Linked DNA regions of Homo sapiens: region 2 is linked to region 1. A link is a loop called in an ENCODE intact Hi-C map of the cell type or tissue named here. Cell type or tissue: ascending aorta. All regions are shown on one strand. Each heading gives the region's core, and the rest is flanking DNA. Links, peaks and the distances in the headings are about the cores only. Region 1 overlaps LOC124902196 (a long non-coding RNA gene). Region 2 overlaps LOC105376126 (a long non-coding RNA gene).

Region 1 (4,396 bases), core at 70-4,069:
AAGAGTGTATAGCTGTTCCTTTGGAATGCAGAGATTGGGAACCTGAGGCACACGGAACACAGGAATCATAAATGTTGCTCAGAGAAGAATTCTGTGGCATGGGCACTTCAGAAGGAGCTAGTTTAGGGGTGGATGGGAGGGCACGGAATCCAGGTAACCAGGATGTGAAGAGGAATTGGTCAGAAACAACAGATATTTGAGAACAGAAGTGGATAATGGGAGTGAGGGGCGATAGTAGTGACAAATGGCCGTGGAAGGGCCACTGGCAACAAAACTTGCCTACTTCATAATTTTCTCTTGGTCTCAAGTCAATGTTATAATTAATAAGAATTTCAAGACTCAGCTCAAAGTTTAGAGACTCGAGAGAGATGGTTTGGGCTGGGTGCAATGGCTCATGCCTGTAATCCCAGCACTTTGGGAGGCCGAAGTGGGCAGATCACGAGGTCAGGAGATCGAGACCATCCTGGCTAACACGGTGAAACCCCGTCTCTACTAAAAATACAAAAAATTAACCAGGCGTGGTGGCGGGCGCCTGTAGTCCCAGCTACTCGGGAGGCGGAGGCAGGAGAATGGCATGAACTCGGGAGGCGAAGCTTGCAGTGAGCCGAGATTGCACCATTTGCACTCCAGCCTGGGAGACAGAGTGAGACTCCGTCTCACAAAATAAATAAATAAATAAATAAATAAATAAAATTTTTAAAAAAGAGAGAGATGGTTTGGAGGCAAGCATGAGTTTTGGAAATGAATTTTGAGTTCTGCATTGCTGGCTATGTAACATGGGTACAGTTATCCAGCTTTCTTCAGCTCCCATTCCATCATGCAGAAAATAGGGATAGAAATTCCTTAGACATGGGATCACTGCAACAATTAAATATGGTGATAGCTATAAAACTTTTAACAAAGTGCCTGGCCCATGGAAAGCACTAAATAGTTAACCAACCCTATTATTGTTACCATTGTTATTATATCTAGGCAATGATTAAAGTTGTGAGTTTAAGAGAATCCCATTTCTAACTGGTCAAGTACAGTCTGTTCTCCTGCAGTGTGTTGTTTGTGTAATGTGAAGAAGTTCACAAACAAATGGTAAATAGGGAAATGCCATCAGTGTCATAGGAAAATCATGTTAGCTCATGCACAAATTTTCCTGGAAAAGAGGAGACAGAAAGGTAAAAGTAGGATTATAATCTTCGTAGGAAAGGAAAAAATCTCTTAACTTGGCTGCTGCTATCATAGAAGGAGCCCTTTAAGCTATGTTTTTAAAAAAATGAGAAACAAGTTTTTACAGTCAGGCTTTCCTCCTTCCACCCCATGTCAAGATTTGGGCTCCCAACTCTGTGCTGCTCTGGTCTCAGGGCAAGTTGGCAACTTAAGAGTAACCACTTCCGTCCAGACTGGACTCAGCTTTTGCAGCTCTGAGCCAATCCAAGTATTGCGGCTGTCTTCACCCTGGCAGTTTTATTCACTTTTAGTGTCTGTCACCAGGAATGTTCATGATATCTTCCCCAGGTTCCAATCATTGCTTTCCTTGGTGCTCTAGATGAAAAAATGCATGGACACTGAACACTTTGCCTCTTCCCCTTCCTCATCTTTTTTTTTTTTCATAAACTTCGTTATATTTGGTGCAAAAGTTTACAAAATGTGGAGTTTTGGGGGGAATGAATATGTTGCTTTATTTCAAAAATACCTTAAGTGCCATAGGACCTAACGGGAGATCCACTGAGGAATTACTTATCAAACTCTCCTGCAAAATAATTCAAGCCTGAAACTACAGGCTCCAGGTGAAGATCTCCCCTCCATGTAACTCAGTTAATGTCAATGATTGTGGAGGAAAGTCAGGAAGAGTGGAAAGAGATTTTAGAGAAACAACAGCAAGAAATGAGAGGAAAATATGGAAAGTGCTTCTGAGATTATCTTTCTAAAATATAGCCATAAATCATGAAAACATTTTATTCTGTTTTGCAATAGCACACCCACAGACATTCTTTCCAGTTGACTTTTTGATTTGAGGGCTTGTGGGTCATTCACAAAGTACAGCGTGTGTGTGTGTGTGTGTTTGTGTGTGTGTGTTTCCATTATAACCTTGGTTCAACTAAAAATGAAGTGGGATTAGAGTCAACAATCTCTTTGAGTAGTCTGAGAGGCTGGAGCAGGAGCATTGTGATTTAGTGGTTAGAGCTTCTATTAAAGGAACCCTGACAAGGTCATTGTCCTCAAGAATATAGAAGTTTCAGTGAAGACAAAATTTAGGGCTTTCTGTGGCCTTTGATATTTCTATTTTGTTATGTTTTTGTTTTTAATCCAAAGGATATTCAGGATTTACAGTTACTATCATCAGGAACCTCCAACAGATTACCTTTTAAAGCATTAGCAAAGGAGTTAATGTGTGGGCAAGCTCCTATCTCAGGGTGTCAACCTTGCTACTCCCCTCTGCCTGGAATCTGCTGTACTTGAGTATCACACGGTGTATGGGCGAGGCACTCACTGATCACCTTTCCCCAGGCACTCCCTGTCCTCTTTCTTGATTTACTTTTCTGTAGAACGCTCTTACCAGTTAATGCATTCCATATTAATTTTTTTGTTTATGGCTAGCAATTGATCCAGAAAAACTGTTTATAAATTTCGAGGTTATCCAAATTTAAAAGCACCAATTTCCTATTTGTTTTTTTGCTAGGTGAGAAAACACTTTTTACCAGGAGAAAGAGAGAGACAAAGAGAAAAAAGTGGAGAGACAGAAAAATATAGAGACACAAAGAAATAAAGAAACATAATTGGAGAAAATACATTTTTGTAAGCCTTGTTCAGATCCTTCTAAATTACATACCAGAGGCCACCCTAGGCCCAAGATTAAATCATGAATATTCTTAGAAGGTAGGCTGAAAACATATCCTCAAAAGCCACTTTTTGCTTCACAGGTATTGAAAAGGTAACACTTTTTCCCACTCTTGAAGGCACTTTAAATTATAATTAAACCAAAGAGTTTAACATGGATGCTGCACAGTAGTCACTGCACTGGAAAATATACAGCCTATGTGATTTTAGAGCAGGTTTGTAGAACAGAAATAGTACACAATTTTCACAGATCAGCCACAGACAATTTAGGTTAAAAAAATTGCTCAAAAGAGTTGCACTTGAAAACATACTCATAAAAAGGAATGAACTTCGGATACACGCAACACGCATGAATTTCAAATGCATTATTCTAGGTGAAAAAGTCACACTCAAAAGTTTACCTACTGTGTGGTCCTATTGATATGACATCTGGACTAGGAAAAACCATCAGGACAGAAAACAGATTAGTAATTATCAAGGCCTGGGGTCTAAGGAAGGGATGGGTACAAGGGAGCATGAGGGAACCTGTGAACTTGTCCAAACTCATAGAACCATACACTAACAAGAGTGAATCTTACTGTATGTATATCTGCATAAACCTGACTTTAAACAAACTAAATAGCAAACAATAACGATGACAATAAAATGTATGCCCAATAGAAGAACCCAGTAAGAGTGGCTGTCTCTTAGATGGTGAACAGGAAGACTTGGCACAAGGGTGCCATTTTGGAACTTCTTGGATTTTATGCCATCCATATATTCTTCTCACTCAAAAATGTGAAAGTAACAAAAATTGTGTGTGTGTATACACGATACTCTACTGATTCTAAATGCAAGCTTTTTCATATTTTAATATCTCTAAACTCAGAGTGCATCTGAGTACCATGTCACAGGTTTTTAATTTCTTAGCGGTACACACAACACTGATGTGTTTTAGATTTTTTTTAAAAAATAGCCTATTTTCCAGGATTGCCTGCTAGTTCTCTGTTAGACAGTGGAGTTGTCAAAACTAACAAGGTAGCTAAAAAGAGCGCCCGAAGCAATTCAACTCACAGTGTCCCTTAGGCAGATACTATTGTAAACTATCAAACAAGCAAAAAAAAAGAAAAAAAAAAAAGAAGAAGAAGAAAGACAGAAAAAAGAAAAAGAAAAAAGAAATTAAAGAGGTGCTATTCTCTTTATTTTAGAAAGAAAATATCTGAATAGCTCGCAAAATGAATGAGTCATGTGGCTTCTGCAGCAGCCCAAGTGGTGGAAATCAGACTGTTCTTGTCCTCGGGAAAACAACACTAAGCCACATCTGTGATGAGCCAGAAATCAGTTTTATGTAAAAGAATATGTGAGGGAACAGAAAGGGGAAGAAGTCTGGAAAATCCATGGCACAAACCCACAGCAAATTCATCCTGAAGTTTGCACGTGTCACTTACCAATGCGAAAAGACTGGAATCAAGACAGCTCTTCAAGAGGCCTGAAACCATCATGCACTGAAATCAGAATCAAGGACCTCCCTGGGTTTTACACACAGTTCCAGCTACAGAAAAGTTTCAGGATAAGTTAGTATCCACTG
Region 2 (4,396 bases), core at 93-4,092, 220 kb after region 1:
GGCTTGGGCCCCAGGACAAGATGGCCTGGATGCTAGGACAGGGTGACCGCTCACTCTTTGAACAGTACCTCTCTGGCCTTCTGCTTAGTGTCCTATAAAATGATGGAGTTGAATCAGAAAATCCTAAAAGCTCCTTCAAGCTCAAATACTCTGACTTCCATAAAGGCCATGGAAAATCGGGGGGATTGAAGTGTTCGTGTACACAGTCAGCACATCTGAGGACTAGCAAGTAAAGGGCTAATAAAGTGGCCAGCTCTGCTTCAGGCAAGGCTCAAAAAAAGAGGGGGAGGGGGTAATGCTGCGTCTAGGGAGGAAACTCTCACCTCCTCAGGAAGGCATTTCCTGAAAACCCAATAGAACTAGAGATCATAGACCATAGTGCCTCCGTGCTGTCTGTCGGATTCCTGTTGGTTGATTTTTTTTTCACTGCACTCACTTACCTCTATCAAAGTTATCTTTTCTCTTAAACTATGTATTTGTTTACTATCTGTCCTGACTCACTAGATATGAGTTTTGGGAGGCCGGGAACTCCCTCACCACTGTAGAGAGAAAAGTCCCTGCCCCATGGTTGGAGCCCAGTAAATGTTTCTTGAATACATGAGTGAATGAATGATTGAATGAATCTACTCTGGCCTTTTGAAAATCTGTTCTCTTCACTGAAACTGGAGTGATCTTTTTAAAATGCAAACTTAATCGTATCATTTCCCAGTGTAGAACCAACAGTGGCCCTAAAGATAAAGACTAAATCTTTCATCCAAGCCTATCGCTGGGCTCTGGCTACCCCGCTGATCCCTGTGGTTCCACTCACCTTCTCACACTCAGAAACCCAGCCTCTCTGGCCCAGGTGTATTTCTTCCCATGCACCATGCTAATCCCTTCATGTGGCCTCTGCGCACAGCATTCCCTCTATCAGGAACAGGGACCTGCTCCACCAAAAGCACATCCAAAACCTCCTCCCAACCATCACCCAACAGACTCTCACTCTTCATATCTTAGCTCAGGAGTCTCTTCCTCAGAAGAAAGCCTGCTCTGACATGCACACAGCATGCACACCCTGGAGACCCTCTTCTCTTTCTATCAGTGTGCAGATGGTCACTTATTCATGTGATTATTTGCCTAATATCTGTCACCCTCACTTTGTTGTGAGATCTGAGAGAGCAGGGGCCAGTCTGTTTTGCTTACCCCAGTGTTCTCAGGGCCCAACACAGTACCTGATGCACAGTAACACGCAATCAATATTTGCAGAACAAATGAATGCACAAACAAATGAACTACTAGCAGCTTCACATAGGGATAAAGCCAGAAGCTCTGAAATGTCTGTAAAATATTCTTAAAAATTGTTTTTAAAACCTACTGTCCTGGGTAACAAGAGCAGACCCTTTCAAAATCGATCTCCTCAAACTACAAAGCCTCGCTCTTTTCGGCCGATTAATCATATCAGAGACCGGCAAGGAAGACCCCCCTAGATATAATCCCTCTGCACAACTGGAGCTCCCTGCTGCCCTGTCTCTTTCTTCTCACTCATTCCAACCAGAACGTTTTAATTTGGAGAAAATAATGAACCTCAAGAGGAAAAGAGAAATGGAGAGGGCGTCATTGAGGACCATGGAATGTGAGTCTGTGTCTGGTTACCATTTAGGGCCTAAGAGGAAACAACACAAAAGCCAAGAGCCAAGGCACTGGCTCTTGTTTTTTTTTTTTTTTTTTTTTTTGGAGACAGAGTTTTGCTCTGTCACCAGGCTGGAGTGTAATGGCATGATCTCGGCTCACTGCAACCTCCGCCTCCTGGGTTCAAGCAATTCTCCTACCTCAGCCTCCCAAGTAGCTGGGTCTACAGGCACGTGCCACCACGCCCAGCTAATTTTTGTATTTTTAGTAGAGACGGGTTTCACCATGTTGGCCAGGATGGTCTCAATCTCTTGATCTCATGATCCACCCGCCTCGGCCTCCCAAAGTGCTGGGATTACAGGCGTGAGCCACTGTGCCTGGCCTCTATTTTTAAAAAGAAAATTCCACAAAACATGATTCTGGGGCTCTGAGCAAAAAATATTTTCTGCATTATAGAGGATCTAAAGGAAGTGTTCTGCAAACTTCTAAAAAACTCAAAGCATTTGCTATTAGGAGAGAAAAGACTGACTATGAGCTCTGAATTGAGAGACTACAGGAAGGAGTATTTTTATCCAGGGAGAGATAAGATCACAAATGTCAATCCCCCAGTACGCAAAGCTATTTAGAAGAGAATCTCTCCATACTCACCAGAAAACAAAAGCAGGAGAATGACACCATAGCCATTCTGGCATAAAACGTGTAACTGATAACAAAGGAAAGTGCAGAGATTACAGAGAAGGTGAAGGGACAAGTGTGTGCACAATGGAAAGAATCAAATGGCAAAAGCTTATCCAGGTGGCACAGAGCCAGGAGCTGGAGACTAACATAATGCTGCCTGAGATAGCAGAAAAATGTAAACACAACCTCATAATCCACCCGTGTTTGCTCCAGCCCAGGAGAAAACATCCATAAATCTTGTCGAAATGTGATATATGGGAAACTGGTAAAATGGATCTAATCCAGATCTTATCCTGACTTATGTTCCAGAGCCAGGAAATGAAAAATGGAAGATGAAATATTGGTGAGCTGTTAGTTTTCTTCCATGTACACCCCTCTCATGCCCTCTCTGGAGGGGAATACCTGAGCTGCAGTTCTGATTCCTGTAGTAACTGGAATGGCCAGTTCAACCCCTCTGGGCTCTCATTTCCTCATGTGTAAAAGGGGGCATGTTTCCTGTCCCTCCATGACCCACAAGGTCCCTAACATCTACCTGATAACAGTGTGTAGGAAAGAACCAGGTACTGGACTCCCTTCACCCCGCCCCAGCTCTTCTATGGACCTTGGGCATGTGGCTCAACTCTTTCCAGACTCAGTTTACTCATATGAAAAATGGAGAGAACAATAGAGTACCGTTTACTGTGGTTGACAGATGTTTAATAATGTGCTCAAAGCCATACAGTGAGGGCTCAGATTCGTGTCTCATTGATGCCAATGACTTATCCTTTCCACTACAGAGCACTGCTTTCCAAGGAAGCACAGGCTGAAGTCAAGTTTTGTCTTCCTAAATGGCAGTCGTTCATGATAATAATAAACCAGAGAAAGTCCTGGCACTTAAAAATGTTCAGCAAATATGAGCTACCATCATAATTACTCTTTACAATTGCAAGTCCCTTGAGCCCAATGTCCTGATGAATAAAAGAAGGAAAATGAATAACAATTTAATTCTTGACAAGGTAAAGTATCTGTACTTTTCCACCTCTCCCTACCCAAAGCCTATCTTCTAAATGTTTGTTTCATGTCATGATTCACGAACAGTCTTAAATTGCTGCCCATTTGAAAGCCCAACTGACCGACTTCATGGAGAGGTAACTGGGAAAGATGGACTGAAATTCTTAAGGTCTGGCTTGGGTAAAATCTGTGCTTTCCTGTTGTAAATAATCCATTGACTTCAAATATTTTCAAGTACTTGGTCTCACATCTGCGGGACATATGATGGGGGCTAGAGTCACAAGGAAGTGAGCCCCATTTCATTTCAGTTTTTAGGGTCTCTGTGTACCAAAACCCACTCTGTTTCCTGGAGAAGTACAACTTTTTCCAGATGAAATTCCAAGGTTTCACTCCAGCTTCTAAACAGTGACTGTGTCAGCCAGACTCATCTCCAGCCCTTACATCTGGTATTGGATGAAAATCACCAAACCACTATGCCACTAAGACTGCAATTTGGTTTCTTAAGTGGAACCTTGTGATGAAGCTCTGAAATTCACTCCTCCCTGGTTACTGCCAATGAACTAAATAAATATGGCATTAGTCCCTTCAATACTCAGCCCTAAAGCCATAACTCCATTCAGGGCAAACTCAGAGTCAAAGAAATGAACACCCAAAACAGTCCTGGCATATAGTAGATACTTAATCTATATTTATTAGATGAAAGAATAAGAAACAAGACACAAATACAAGGAAATGATCATATATAGTACCAGGTAATTCACTGGTTCCCTTTGGTATGGTATTTTGCAGATTCTCCCTTTTTAACTTGAGACCTTCCTTATTTTATGGATCAGAAAACTGAGGCTTAGAAAGATACAATAATGAGTTTAGATTTACATTAAAACTCAAATATGCCAGATTTCAAAACCCCTATTCTTTTCACTAAATTACACCACTATCACCACCCCCAGAGAAAGTTCTACTAACATCAGTTTTCACCTGCATGTAATGACAACTAAGCCAAACAAAAGGATGTTTCTTCTAGGCTTTCTTGATGCTATATAGGATTTATAAATAAATAGGTATGCCCCTCCTCAATGTTTAAAGTTAGAATTTTGCCAAAACTATTTTGTTCAAAACA

The links. Peaks named below come from ENCODE experiments on the same cell type or tissue, not always from the same donor. Only the 100,000 strongest peaks of a DNase experiment are listed, where the experiment ranks them.
Region 2: it touches region 1 in a loop (1.8-fold over the local background); 2 of 110 quality-filtered maps call a loop at or near these places.

Annotation. Positions count from the first base shown.
Region 1 is chr9:87,062,064-87,066,459 of GRCh38, forward strand. LOC124902196 (a long non-coding RNA gene) reads left to right here. Exons shown (of 2, transcript XR_007061638.1): 2 at 4,017-4,396. Among named protein-coding and RNA genes, the nearest start is that of LINC02893, 22 kb to the left of the region's middle. In ascending aorta, for the core only: no CTCF peak of the experiment used is centred there; DNase peaks (open chromatin) are centred at 1,378 and 2,048; H3K4me3 peaks cover 825 bases; H3K27ac peaks cover 1,747 bases.
Region 2 is chr9:87,282,955-87,287,350 of GRCh38, forward strand. It overlaps LOC105376126 (a long non-coding RNA gene), which reads right to left. Exons shown (of 15, transcript XR_007061642.1): 2 at 1-92. Among named protein-coding and RNA genes, the nearest start is that of LINC02872, 140 kb to the left of the region's middle. In ascending aorta, for the core only: no CTCF peak of the experiment used is centred there; no DNase peak of the experiment used is centred there.